2 separate regions of the Homo sapiens genome follow, and region 1 is linked to region 2. The links are chromatin loops, found by intact Hi-C in ENCODE. Cell type or tissue: ascending aorta. All regions are shown on one strand. Each heading gives the region's core, and the rest is flanking DNA. Links, peaks and the distances in the headings are about the cores only.

Region 1 (5,744 bases), core at 970-4,969, 400 kb before region 2:
TTGGCAAAGTTTGGTGACAGAGGAATCATTTTGTTTCTTTTTATGCATAAAGAACACACAGAAAGGAACACTTGCTTTGAGGATCCTGGTAAATCAGGCTGGTGTTCTGTTGGGGCAGTGCAGTTTGGTACAAGGAAGTGGTCACTGCTGACCCCACGGAGAGGCTGGGAAAAGCGTAGATGAGGTGACTGGAGAATAAAGGAGGCTTTTTCTAGCTCAAGGTTTAAAGGCAGCCACAGTGTCTGTAGCAGATGAATTAGTGTGACCTTGGAGATGGCCCCTTGACCCGAAAGTGGTAAAGAATGCCATACTTTTCATTTTGCAGGACACCTCCTTGGGGGAGGCTGGGCTGGTAGCATATTTCTACGGGCTTATGGTTCTGTGGATAGAATTGTAGGGCTGGATAAAAGCACTGGCTATTTTGAGTTTTTAAGCAATCAGGGGGCTATTAGTGGGGTGGTCTTTGGGAACCAAGGCCAAATCTGCAGGACAGCAGAGTAATTCAGATCATCTATATTGTATGGCTTGAAATGGGATAGAAAGCCATCTTTATTCATTCATTCATTGCAGGCATGAACTCTTTAAACAAATATGAGTGGCCTATTTGAGATCATGATAGAAATTGTAGGGAATAGAGAAGCAACCAAGACTGACCCTATAAGGAGCTGTCACCAACTCCCTTTGAATCAATTTTAACTTTTTTCTTTTTTTTGGGACAAGGCTTTCACCCAGGATGGAGTGCAGTGATGCAATCTCGGCTCACTGCAACCTCTGCCACCTGGGCTCAAGCCATCCTCCCACCTGAGCCTCTCAAGTAGCTGGGACCACAGGCGCACATCATCACACTCGGCTACTTTTTGTATTTTTTGTAGAGATGAGGTTTCATCATATTGGCAAGGCTGGTCTTGAACTCGTGAGCTCAAGCGATTTACCTGCCTCAGCCTCCCAAAGTGCTGGGATTATAAATGTAAGCCATCATGCTTGGCCTGAACCAATTTTAACTTTTAAAAATCACCTTTTCTTTGTTATACATTCAAGAAGACACTGAGATGGGCATTAGACTAACATCAAGCTAAGTTGCATATAATTTCATAAACTCTGAGCTTTCTTGAATATATTTTTTAATTTGTGGGAATTCCTTGTACACCTGAGCCCCAAAGACACAGCAAACTCCAGTCATAGCTTGGCAATTAAATGAAGCAATGAAAGAGAGAGAAAAAAAATGATAAAAACAAGTCATTCCAGTTGGCAGAGCCTCACAGTACAGTTCTCAAAGTGGCTGTTCATCAGAAATGAAGTTGGCACCATCTTAGGGACATTGGATCAAGTCAGTCCATTTGTGACAAGGACAAAAGGAGTAGTAGTCTTTCCTTTTGTGATGTGTGACAGCACTGCTCACCCTGGAATTAATGGGGTTTATATAATCCAGATTTGCTGATGTCCTCAGGGCCTGGAAATTTTCCTTATTTGTGTTCCAATTCTAAAGGTTTCCTGAGAATATTCTAGAAGTAGTCTTTCATGGTAGCCATCAATCCTGGCTACTGATTGAAGTCAACTGTAGAGCTTAAAAAATGACAGATGTCCACCAAAGGCCTATGAATTAGAATCTGCCTTATTTTATTTTATTTTATTTTTTCGAGACGGAGTCTCACTCTGTCACCCAAGCTGGGGTGCAGTGGCACGATCTCAACTCACTGCAACCTCCGCCTCCCAGGTTCAAGCGATTCTCCTGCCTCAGCTTCCTGAGTAGCCAGGATTACAGGCATGCACCACCGCACCAGCTAATTTTTGTATTTTTAGTAGAGACAGGATTTCACCACGTTGGCCAGGCTGGTCTCTAATTCCTGACCTCAGGTGATCCACCCACCTCGGCCTCCCAAAATGCTGGGATTACAGGCTTGAGCCACCACCCCTGGCCTTATTTTATTTTTAATTAATTGTTGAGCTTGAATATTCAGTGATTGAACAGGGATTAAATATCCCAGCATATCTATGGTGGAACGCTATGCTGCTGTTTAAAACTATGGTGAAAAAGAATTTGTTGACCTGAGACAATATTCATAATGCCTTGCTAAGTTTTTTTTTTTTTAAAAGAGCAGGCTCAAATTCAAGAAAGAGTAGCCTGTGTATAAATGAGGTTTTTGTTAAATAATTGTGTATTTATACACATTATATAAAAGGCCAGAAAGAACCTCAAAAACTGTTGACAGTGTTGGCTTCTGAGCAATGATTTCTGTTTGTCTTTTTTTTTTTTTTTTTTTAAGACAGAGTCTCGCTCTGTTGCCCAGGCTGGAGTGTAGTGACATGATCTTGGTTCACTGCAACCTCCAACTCCTGGATTCATCCAATTCTGGTGCCTCAGCCTCCTGAGTAGCTGGGATTACGGGCATGGTCACCATGCCCAGCTAATTTTTGTATTTTTAGTAGAGACGGGGGTTTCACCATGTTGGCCAGGCTGGTCTCGAACTCTTGGCCTCAGGTGATCCATTCGCATTGGCCTCCCAAAGTGCTGGGATTACAGGTGTGAGCCACCATGCCCAGCCTTAGTTATGTTTCATAATAAAAAGAAGACACTCCAAATGGAAGGTTACAGCTGACCTTAGGGACAGTGTCCCCTTTGATGACTTGGGACCTCCCCTTATGGGAGCAGAGACAGCTGGCCGGTTGCAATGGGTCTGTAGGTCCTGAACTGAAAGTGTGACAGGTTTCTAGGGTGGGACTGGAGTGAACCAAATATCTTGATAGGATAAATTTTGCAGAAATATTTTATACAAGTAAAATCAACACTGTGGACTCAGCTTTGATGTTTTTAAAAAATTTTTGCATGCTAAATTAAAAAAAATTGTATTGCCCCCTGCTTTATTGAGACATAATTGACAAGTAAAATTGAATATATTTAAGGTACAGAATGTAATGACTTGATATACATAAACATTGCAAGATGCTTACCACAATCAAGTTAATGAACGTATTCATAACCTCCCACAGTTACTTTTGGATGTGTGTGTATGGTGAGAATACTTAAGTTCTTCTCTGTTAGCAAATTTCAAGTGTACTATACATTGTTATTAACTATAGTCACCATGCTATACATTAAGTCTCCAGACAAAACAGTTTTAAACACATTATTCTAAAGTATCCCTGGAGCTAACAATTATATATGATCCCCCTTATTTCTCATATTTCTTTTCTTTTCTTTCTTTTCTTTTCTTTTGAGAGGAGTCTCGCTGTGTTGCCCAGGCTAGAGTGCAGTGGCACGATCTCGGCTCACTGCAACCTCCACCTCCTGGTTCAAGGGATTCTCCTGCCTCAGCCTCCCAAATAGCTGGGATTACAGGTGCCTGCTGCCACACCCAGCTAATTTTTGTATTTTTAGTAAAGATGGGATTTCACCATGTTGGTCAGGTTGGTTTCAAACTCCTGACCTTAAGTGATCCACCTGCCTCGGCCTCCAAAGTGCTGGGATTACAGGCATGAGCCACCACACCCAGCCTGTTTGTCTTTTCTTTAGTGTTTCTCTGTGGTTTTGGAGTTTTAAGCATTAATCTCACGTTACTTTTGTACTGAGGAAGAATCCCCTCAATAAATATTAATGCTTTCCCCTTCAGGGACAACATGGTGAGGAGCAGCAAAGAAGAAACGAGATACGTGTGGCTGCTTCATTTACTCATTCATGATTTTTGGTTAGCCTTTGAAAGTTTATTTTTCAATTTTATTTAGTCTTTTTTTTGTATTCATAAAGGAAAAAAAAAGGGTCTTCAGTGCTTGTGTGAGCCTGGCACTTGGTTTTATGCCCTTGGGCTGTAGAGGTCAGTTTCTCAAGTTCAACTGCTACAGTTCTTTTTGCCTTTTTTTTTTGAGCCAGGCAGGGTCTGCTCTGTCACCCAGGCTGGAGTACGGTGGTGCGATCACAGCTCACTGCAGCCTCAACCTCCCGGACTCAAGTGATCCTCCCACCTCAACCTCCCGAGTATCTGGGACCATAGGTGTGCACCACCACATCCAGTTAATTTTTTTATTTCTGGTAGAGATGGGATCTTGCCATGTTGTCCAGGCTGGTCTTGAACTCCTGGGCTCAAGCAATTCTCCCACCTCGACTTCCCAAAGTGCTGGGTTTACAGGCGTGAGCCACTGTGTTTGGCCCAAGTGCTGCAGTTCTTACTCTCCAGCTCACAGAAGAGGCAACGAGGAGCCTGTTGAAATGCAGATTCTCTCCCAAGAGGCTCTGTGAAGTAGTCCTGGGTGGGGCCAGGAATTTCCTATTTTAAACCAGCTCCTCATGTGATTCTGAGCTATCTGGCACGGGTCTCTGAGAACCTGTAAATGGGGCTTAAATTGCTCAAAGCCTAAAGACAATGAAAAGTGGCAGAATGTGAAGACCCGGTTTGTTGGTTTCACCCTGGAATCTCAACTGAGTTCCCCCAGAATGTCCCTGGACCCATGACCCTCAGCTGAAATGTCTTAGTTTAGAATGTGACATGTCTAAGTGGGATGACAATCAAAATAGACCCAGCTGGGAAGTTGCCAGCATCCTTGAAGGTTGTTAGATGTGGCAAACACCTTCCTTCCTTCTTTAAGGGTGGTAAGAAAACAACAGCTCAGGAAGTCATAATAATTCTAACAGCAGCATCTACTTAGCACTGTCTAAGCACTTCATGTTCATTTACTCATGTAATCCTCCCCAAACCTATAGGATGCCTATAGGTAAAATCATCCCCATTTTACAGATGAGGAAACTGAGGTTTAGAGAGGTGAATGATCTTGCCCAAGACTACATGGCCAATCAGTTAGCTTGCCTCCAAAGACCCTGGGCTTAACTGCTATATTATCCAACCCCAAACTCTACCAGTGGCCACTGTGCAAATTCTGGCTGTGTGGCTGCCTCCAGGGTTCAAGAATATTGACCATTGCCTGGCAGCTTGCTGCTTGGGGGCCCCTGCTGAACATTTTCTGGTGTGAAATCATTATTTAACTTCAACCTTCTAAAACTGTGCCCTTCATGGTCCCAGCTAGCACAAAGGTAAAAACACTTGATAAAACGCATAAAACACAGCCAGCAGCGTATTTCCAAATCACGTTGTAAGCCAGGCAGCGTTCTCTTGAAACATACATCCTTGGGGGCAAAGCAGTTAAGAGAGGTTCCACTGCAGTGTGTGGACTGGGGTGTTCACTGAACCAGACAAAGCTGGGGGTTTTGGGATGCCAGAGGCCTGTAGTGGGAACAGCTAGGGGAGGACTGCAGCCAATCTGGATAGTGGCAACAGGACAGGGAAATTGACTCTAGTTTTTGCTCAGTAGCAAAACTGTTTTGAAAGAGAATCTCTCCTCTACCTCACCCCCAGGCATGTTTTTTAAGTCTTTAAAAAATACTGTTAAAGCAAACTATATATGGATATGGCCTGAAAAGGACTCCCTACTTCTTCTTTTTTTTTTTTTTTTGAGATGAAGTCTTGCTTTGTAGCCCAGGCTGGAGTGCAGTGGCACGATCTTGGCTCACTGCAGCCTTCACCTCCTGGGTTCAAGAGATTCTCCTGCCTCAGCCTCCTGAGTAGCTGGGATTACAGGTGTCCACTACCATGCTAAGCTAATTTTTCGAATTTTTATATTTTTAGTAGAGACAGGGTTTCACCATGTTGGCCAGGCTGGTCACAAACTCCTGACTTCAAGTGAACTGCCCACCTTAGCCTCCCAAAGTGCTGGGATTACAGGCATGAGCCACCGTGCCCGGCCCCGGACTTCCTACT
Region 2 (5,744 bases), core at 754-4,753:
AGTCTATTTTTCCCGTGGCTTCCCTAGGGACATGGAGAACCCCCAGCATCTATACTACCAAACCGCCTATATGACCCCAAAATGCTCCCAAGGGCACCATGAATGCAACTGTTTTTAAACAATGGCCTGTCCCCTAGGGCCCATCCTATCTCCAAGGCTGGCCTCTCTGGAAAGCAATATCGCTTGGGGCCTGAGAAGCAGGCTAGCTATGGAATCTCCACATCTCCAAGAACGTGCCCAGTTACTTCTCAGGAGCTCATAGGAAGCTTCTGCTGCCCTGCTGCCCATGGACTGGTCAAGAAACAGGAAGGTGCATTCTCTGAACACCCAATTTTGCAAAGATTATGGTCTAGTCATTTCCCTAATTGTCTCTTTCAGCTATAACGTCTTCACATCCTTTTTTTTTTTTTTTTTTTTCCTGAGACAGGGTCTTGCTCTGTCACCCAGGCTGGAGTGCAGTGGTACAATCATACATAGCTCACCGTAGCCTCAAACTCCTAGGTTCATGCGATCCTCCAGCCTCAGCCTCCCAAGTAGCTGAGACTACAGGCACACACCACAATGCCCAGCTAATTTTTAAATTTTTTGTAGAGGTGGGGTCTTGCTATATTGTCTGGGCTGGTCTCGAACTCCTGGCCTCAAGCAATCCTCCCTCCTCAGCCTCCCAAAGTGGTAGGATTACAGGTATGAGCCACTGCACCTGGTCCACATCCTATTCTTACTGAGGTGTTTGAGACCAAAATGCATTCTGAGAATTCTTAGATAAATTTCACTCTTTATGTACCAACGGAGGAACACTGCAGTCACCTAAGTCATGCCCCTCCTTATGCCAGTGAGGAAACTGAGGCCAAGACAAGGAGCCCAATGCCCAAGGCACCCCCAACAAGTTAGGGGTAGAGCTGAGCGACTCTCCCAGCACCCTCCTCCAAAGCATTGTTGGACACAGCGTGATTCTTGCCTCCTGCTCCTAGCTCATTCTTTAGTTTTCACAGTGAAAATTCCAACCCTTTATCTGATGGCATTTACTCCCATTATAATAGAAATATATTAACATTTGACCTGTGATCAGATCATTTCCTAGGAACAGGGTTTGGCAGGAGAGAAGGGAAGACCCTAAACTGTTCTTGTTGGTGCATGTGTGTATGTGCGTTTGTGTGTGGGGTTGTGTGTGTGTGAGACAGACCAGAAGGAAGATGGGCAAGAGTTAGGAGAAGGACAGAGAAAGGCAGAGACAAGTTTGCCCACTGCACAATATTGCCTCCATCTGGCCTGGCTTGGATGATCTGAAAGACTCTGATATTATCCAGAAGACCGGGGGTGCTGACCAAAGACTTCTCCAGGCACTCAGAAGTTGTCCTTCCAAGCATATTCCTTGGCTCTCCGAGAACCACAAGTAATTGATGACACCTCCCACCCCAGCCCCCGCCTTCTCCACATCCTATTCTTTCCAGCTTCTGGGCAGATAGATGTGCTTGTTTGTAGACTCATTCATTCCAGGCTTTGCAGTAATCTCAGACTTGACAAACACAGCATGGTCGCATTCATCATGGTCACCTGGTCCTCATTAGGGCCATCAGGGGAGGCCGGTGCCTGGCTTTGTGATGAGTGGTTCCTCCTCCACGTGGGCTCCAAAGTGCCCAGCAGCCTTTTGTTGTTTGCATGAAGGCCTTGGGTGACTCTGCCAGGCTCGGCTCAACATTTTCCACATGACTGATGGCATTCAAAACTTTGCAATGCCAATAGGCAAATGTCTTGACTGGCTTTGTTTCTTGTTGGTTCAGGTGGAATAATAAGGCTGATTCTGCCAGAAATGTCAGTGTGAAGCTGGGAGGTTGGTGTTTGTTCATAAGGACACAGGAAAGCAGATAGCTAAGTGACCGGGTGCCCCGGGGCCTGGGTGCCCAGTGCCAGTGGTCAGAAAGGTTGCTTTGGTGTTTTTCATTGTTAGTGAGACAGAGATGGTGTGCCTTAGGGGTAGGATGGGCCAACAAAAGGGGTCTTCCTGGGGGTTTTGCAAATGCCTTATGCTCACTGGCCAGGCTGTTGTGTTTTTGTTTGTTTGTTTGTTTTCATTTTTTTTTTGAGACAGAGTCTCGCTTTGTTGCCCAGGCTAGAGTGCAATGGTGCCATCTTGGTTCACTGCAACCTCCGCCTTCTGGGTTCAAGCGATTCTCCTGCCTCAGCCTCCCAAGTAGCTAGGACTACAGGAACATACCACCATGCCCAGCTAATTTTTGTATTTTTAGTACAGATAGGGTTTCACCATGTTGGCCAGGCTGGTCTTGAACTCCTGACCTCAAGTGATCCACCCACCTCGGCCTCCCAAAGTCCTGAGATTACAGGCGTGAGCCACCAAGCCTGGCACAGGCTGTTGTTAAATTCTGCTTCATGCAGTCTCTCAAAGCCACGTGGGGCCTGGGGGGTGGGGTGGAGGGTGCTCTGGGACTTGTCTTTCATTTCTGCAGCTGTGAGAACGGCTTGGCCTCAGCCACAGCCTTTTCTCCCATTTTTCTCTTGCTTCATTGGGACATTTCCGGAACCAAATATATTCAACTAGTCCTCAGCATCAGGAGGTAATCAAATATCTGAATGCTGGTCCTTCCATTGTCTGATGACCAGATCCAGCTGAAACATCCAATTTTGTAAAATATTCTGCTCTGGCATTTCCATAATTATCTCCTTCAACTGTAACGTGTTCACATCCTGTTCTAACTGAGGTGTTTGGGACTTACATGCTTTCTGATAATGATGATAAATTCCACCCTTTGTGCGCTAGAGTCATCAGGTGAAATTGCTTTCGCTAGGGTGTTTTGTTCTACTGTACTTTGACATGGATTCCGAAGTCTGCGTCATACAGAAGACAGGCGATTGTAATTATTATTTTGAAATGGACACATTGCTGAGCTCCTGGAAATGAGCCTAAAGATAAACATGAGGACTCAGGGGCCTTGAAATCCATACCAGGCAGCTTCCTGATTCTTGCAGGCCCGTTTGGTCACTGCCAGACTAAACAGAAAGCTGCCCCTCCCCTCCCTGGGCTGGCACTTTGGGGCTTTTGTTAGTTGGGCAGGAGTGCAAATCCTTGAAGATACTCTCCGTGGAAAGCCTGCGTCTTTACATCCTCTGCCTGAGACCTTGGCCAGTGCTGGCAACGTGGCCTCGAGCTGCCCTGGGGTTCCTTGACATTTCCTCATTTGGGACTCTGGGGCCTTTGCTCCAGCTTAGCTGTGTATCTCAGGGGTCAGGAAGGAGAGGTGGCCTATGGTCTTGTTTTTCAGCCTCTGGAATTGGGAAGAAGCTTTGGAGTTAGGAAGAGTCCCAAGCCACAGGCCCCGGCCAGTTTCTGACCAGAGAGGTGGAGGGGCAATCGCGGAGGTGGGCTTTGAAGTGGTGAGGGGGCCTGGGGGCAGATGGCAAGCAAGCAGGGAGTGTGTTTGTTACCCTGTGCTAAAGGTGTATCCGATAGGTGTATCCGATGTCACTCAGTCACTGAGCACCCAGGAAGGATACCATCATGTCCAGCCAAGCACCTGCAGACACATAGATTCATTGGCTCTCAGCCACATATGGTGATGGGAAACTCTACCTTGTCCCATGTGGTGGCATTTCAGTGTCTACTGAGCATCACTTGCAACCCTCCCGGGCTGTTCCCTGGCAGGTCCTGGCACTGCAGGTCAGTGTCTGGGGCAGCAGCTCTTTCCATGGGGTTGCCTCCCTTCTCCTGCCTGCCACGTCTCCTGCTGGCTTCTCTTACAGCTTTCTCTACCTCCAACTCTCTTCCCTTTCTAGAAAGACACCAGAGAAGAAGGGAGGAAACCCTCCCATCCAGGGAGTTCCCTCTTTTCACTCCTCTTTCTTTGGTTCTTAACCTCAAGCACTCCCTTGTCCCACCTGGGCAACCCTGCTTCAAGGTAGCTTGCCTTAGGGGCCTGTTTTCCCTTGTCTTTGGAAAGCAAGCCCCAGAGGTGAGTCAGCATACAAATATAGAACACGTTCCTCGGAATAAAGAAATCCCCACTTACAGTGTGGCTGGCGAGGGTGTGGGGCACAGATGTGAGGAGGGTGGGCACACGGAGAGGGGAAGGGACGTGGGTTGGGTCGGGGGAGGCCAAGTGACCCCACCATGTTGCAGAAGAACCTCAGCTGGGTCACAGGAAGTGGCATGCGGGAGTCACCATGGAAGCCACAGTTTAAAATGTCAGGCCACCTTCCTCACAGCTGAGGAGGGGGCAGATAGGCTGATGGGGGAAAAGTGCATGAATTTTTCTGGTTCCATCAATGCCTCTGAGAATCAGCAAAGAGCAAAAAGAGCAAAGCCCAGAGACGTGACCTGGTTGAGGACCCTACGCTCCTTGAAGGCAGGAATCAAGCCTTGTTCATGTTTGCATTTCAACACCAAGCGCAGCTCCAGGCTCCAAGTCGAGGCCCAGGAAGCGCTGGCTGTCCTGAAGGTGCTCAGTCTGAAGGTGTCGGGCCCAGGTGTAGGAAGCAGAGCCAGAGGACCAGGATGGGAAGGCACTGGGCCCGCGGTGGTGAGTTTCTGTAGATGCTGGGCTAAGAGGGCTATTGGCAGAAGAAAATCATGGAAAGGCATTTTGATGACATTTCTTCTTAAAAAATTTTAAAATAATGAGCACTCATTTTCACAGTACTCATCAGAACAACACAAAGATGCAATCAGAACAAGCTGTACTTCCCTCCCGACCCTTCGCTCTCCCTCACCCAGGTAAACAATTTTCTTTCTCCTTAGAATTCTGAGATTTCACCAAGTTATGTCTAGGTGTGTGTCATTTAAAAAATAACCCTGTCTGGGACTTGGGCCTTTCAATATGCAATCTAAAGTCTTCTGGCAGGTCAGGGAAATTTTCGTCTGTTATTTTTTAAATAGCACTTCTCTTCCATCTGTTCTCTCTTTCTTTCTCTCTTTCCTTCTGGAACGTTTGCTATTTGTATGTCATGCCTCTCGTTTTGTCCTTTAAGTCTCTTACCATTCCCTCCTGGGTTCCACCTCTTTGTGTTTTTATGTCGTGAACTCCTTCCTCTACTTGATCCTCTAAACCTCAAATTCACTGCCCAACAGTGATCCTCCTCTTTTCAGTCCATTTTCTGAGTTTTTTAAAATTTAAAAAAAAAAAGAAGAAGGTTTTCTTTTAGCTCCAAGTCTTTTTCTCAGACTTAAATGGTATCTTCTTGAGCATTCTTTTTTACTTGTTTTTCAAGCCTCTTTTCCCTCCATGGGGGGGCTCCCTGGGATGCAGATTTGGTCCCTCTCCCCCTCATCACACAGATCTCTGCATGCCTGCGATTTTGCAGGCCACAGACAGGCAGTTGAGGGCATGAATGTTCATCGAGCAGTGGACGGCACAGATGTTTCTGCTTTTCAGAGCCAGCAGCAACAAACCAAGTGAGCAGCCACTTCTCTGCAGATCAGAGCGGGGCATCTTCTCTGCTTTGTGCTCTTCCTGGGATTAAAGTCCAGTTCTTGAATATGGAGGGATAGGGAATTATGAGCAAAGGTGGGAGAATTAGCTTCAAAGAGCTAGGGAGGGGAATATACCTTCTCGTGAGCCTGCAGTACTGGCAGGTGGGGTTGCAAATGTAGACCCTGTACATTTCGGCAGTAAGTTGGGGGATTTCATGGTCAATGATAGAGATGGGCTCAAGGCAGCCATTTGAATGTTTCCTCTAATTCAGAGAGAAATTGCCCCTGAGGTATTGCCTTCAACCTCCCATGGCTTTCACCT

Evidence for each region. Hi-C counts contacts between places; a loop is a spot of excess contacts. Peaks named below come from ENCODE experiments on the same cell type or tissue, not always from the same donor. Only the 100,000 strongest peaks of a DNase experiment are listed, where the experiment ranks them.
Region 1: it touches region 2 in a loop (2.9-fold over the local background); 67 of 110 quality-filtered maps call a loop at or near these places.

Annotation. Positions count from the first base shown.
Region 1 is chr21:33,932,182-33,937,925 of GRCh38, forward strand. The region is part of intron 1 of LINC00649 (long intergenic non-protein coding RNA 649); the gene reads left to right. Among named protein-coding and RNA genes, the nearest start is that of LINC00649, 3.9 kb to the left of the region's middle. In ascending aorta, for the core only: no CTCF peak of the experiment used is centred there; no DNase peak of the experiment used is centred there.
Region 2 is chr21:34,333,992-34,339,735 of GRCh38, forward strand. No RefSeq gene overlaps it. Among named protein-coding and RNA genes, the nearest start is that of KCNE2, 27 kb to the right of the region's middle. RefSeq lists an enhancer at 586-4,497. In ascending aorta, for the core only: no CTCF peak of the experiment used is centred there; a DNase peak (open chromatin) is centred at 3,083; H3K27ac peaks cover 3,352 bases.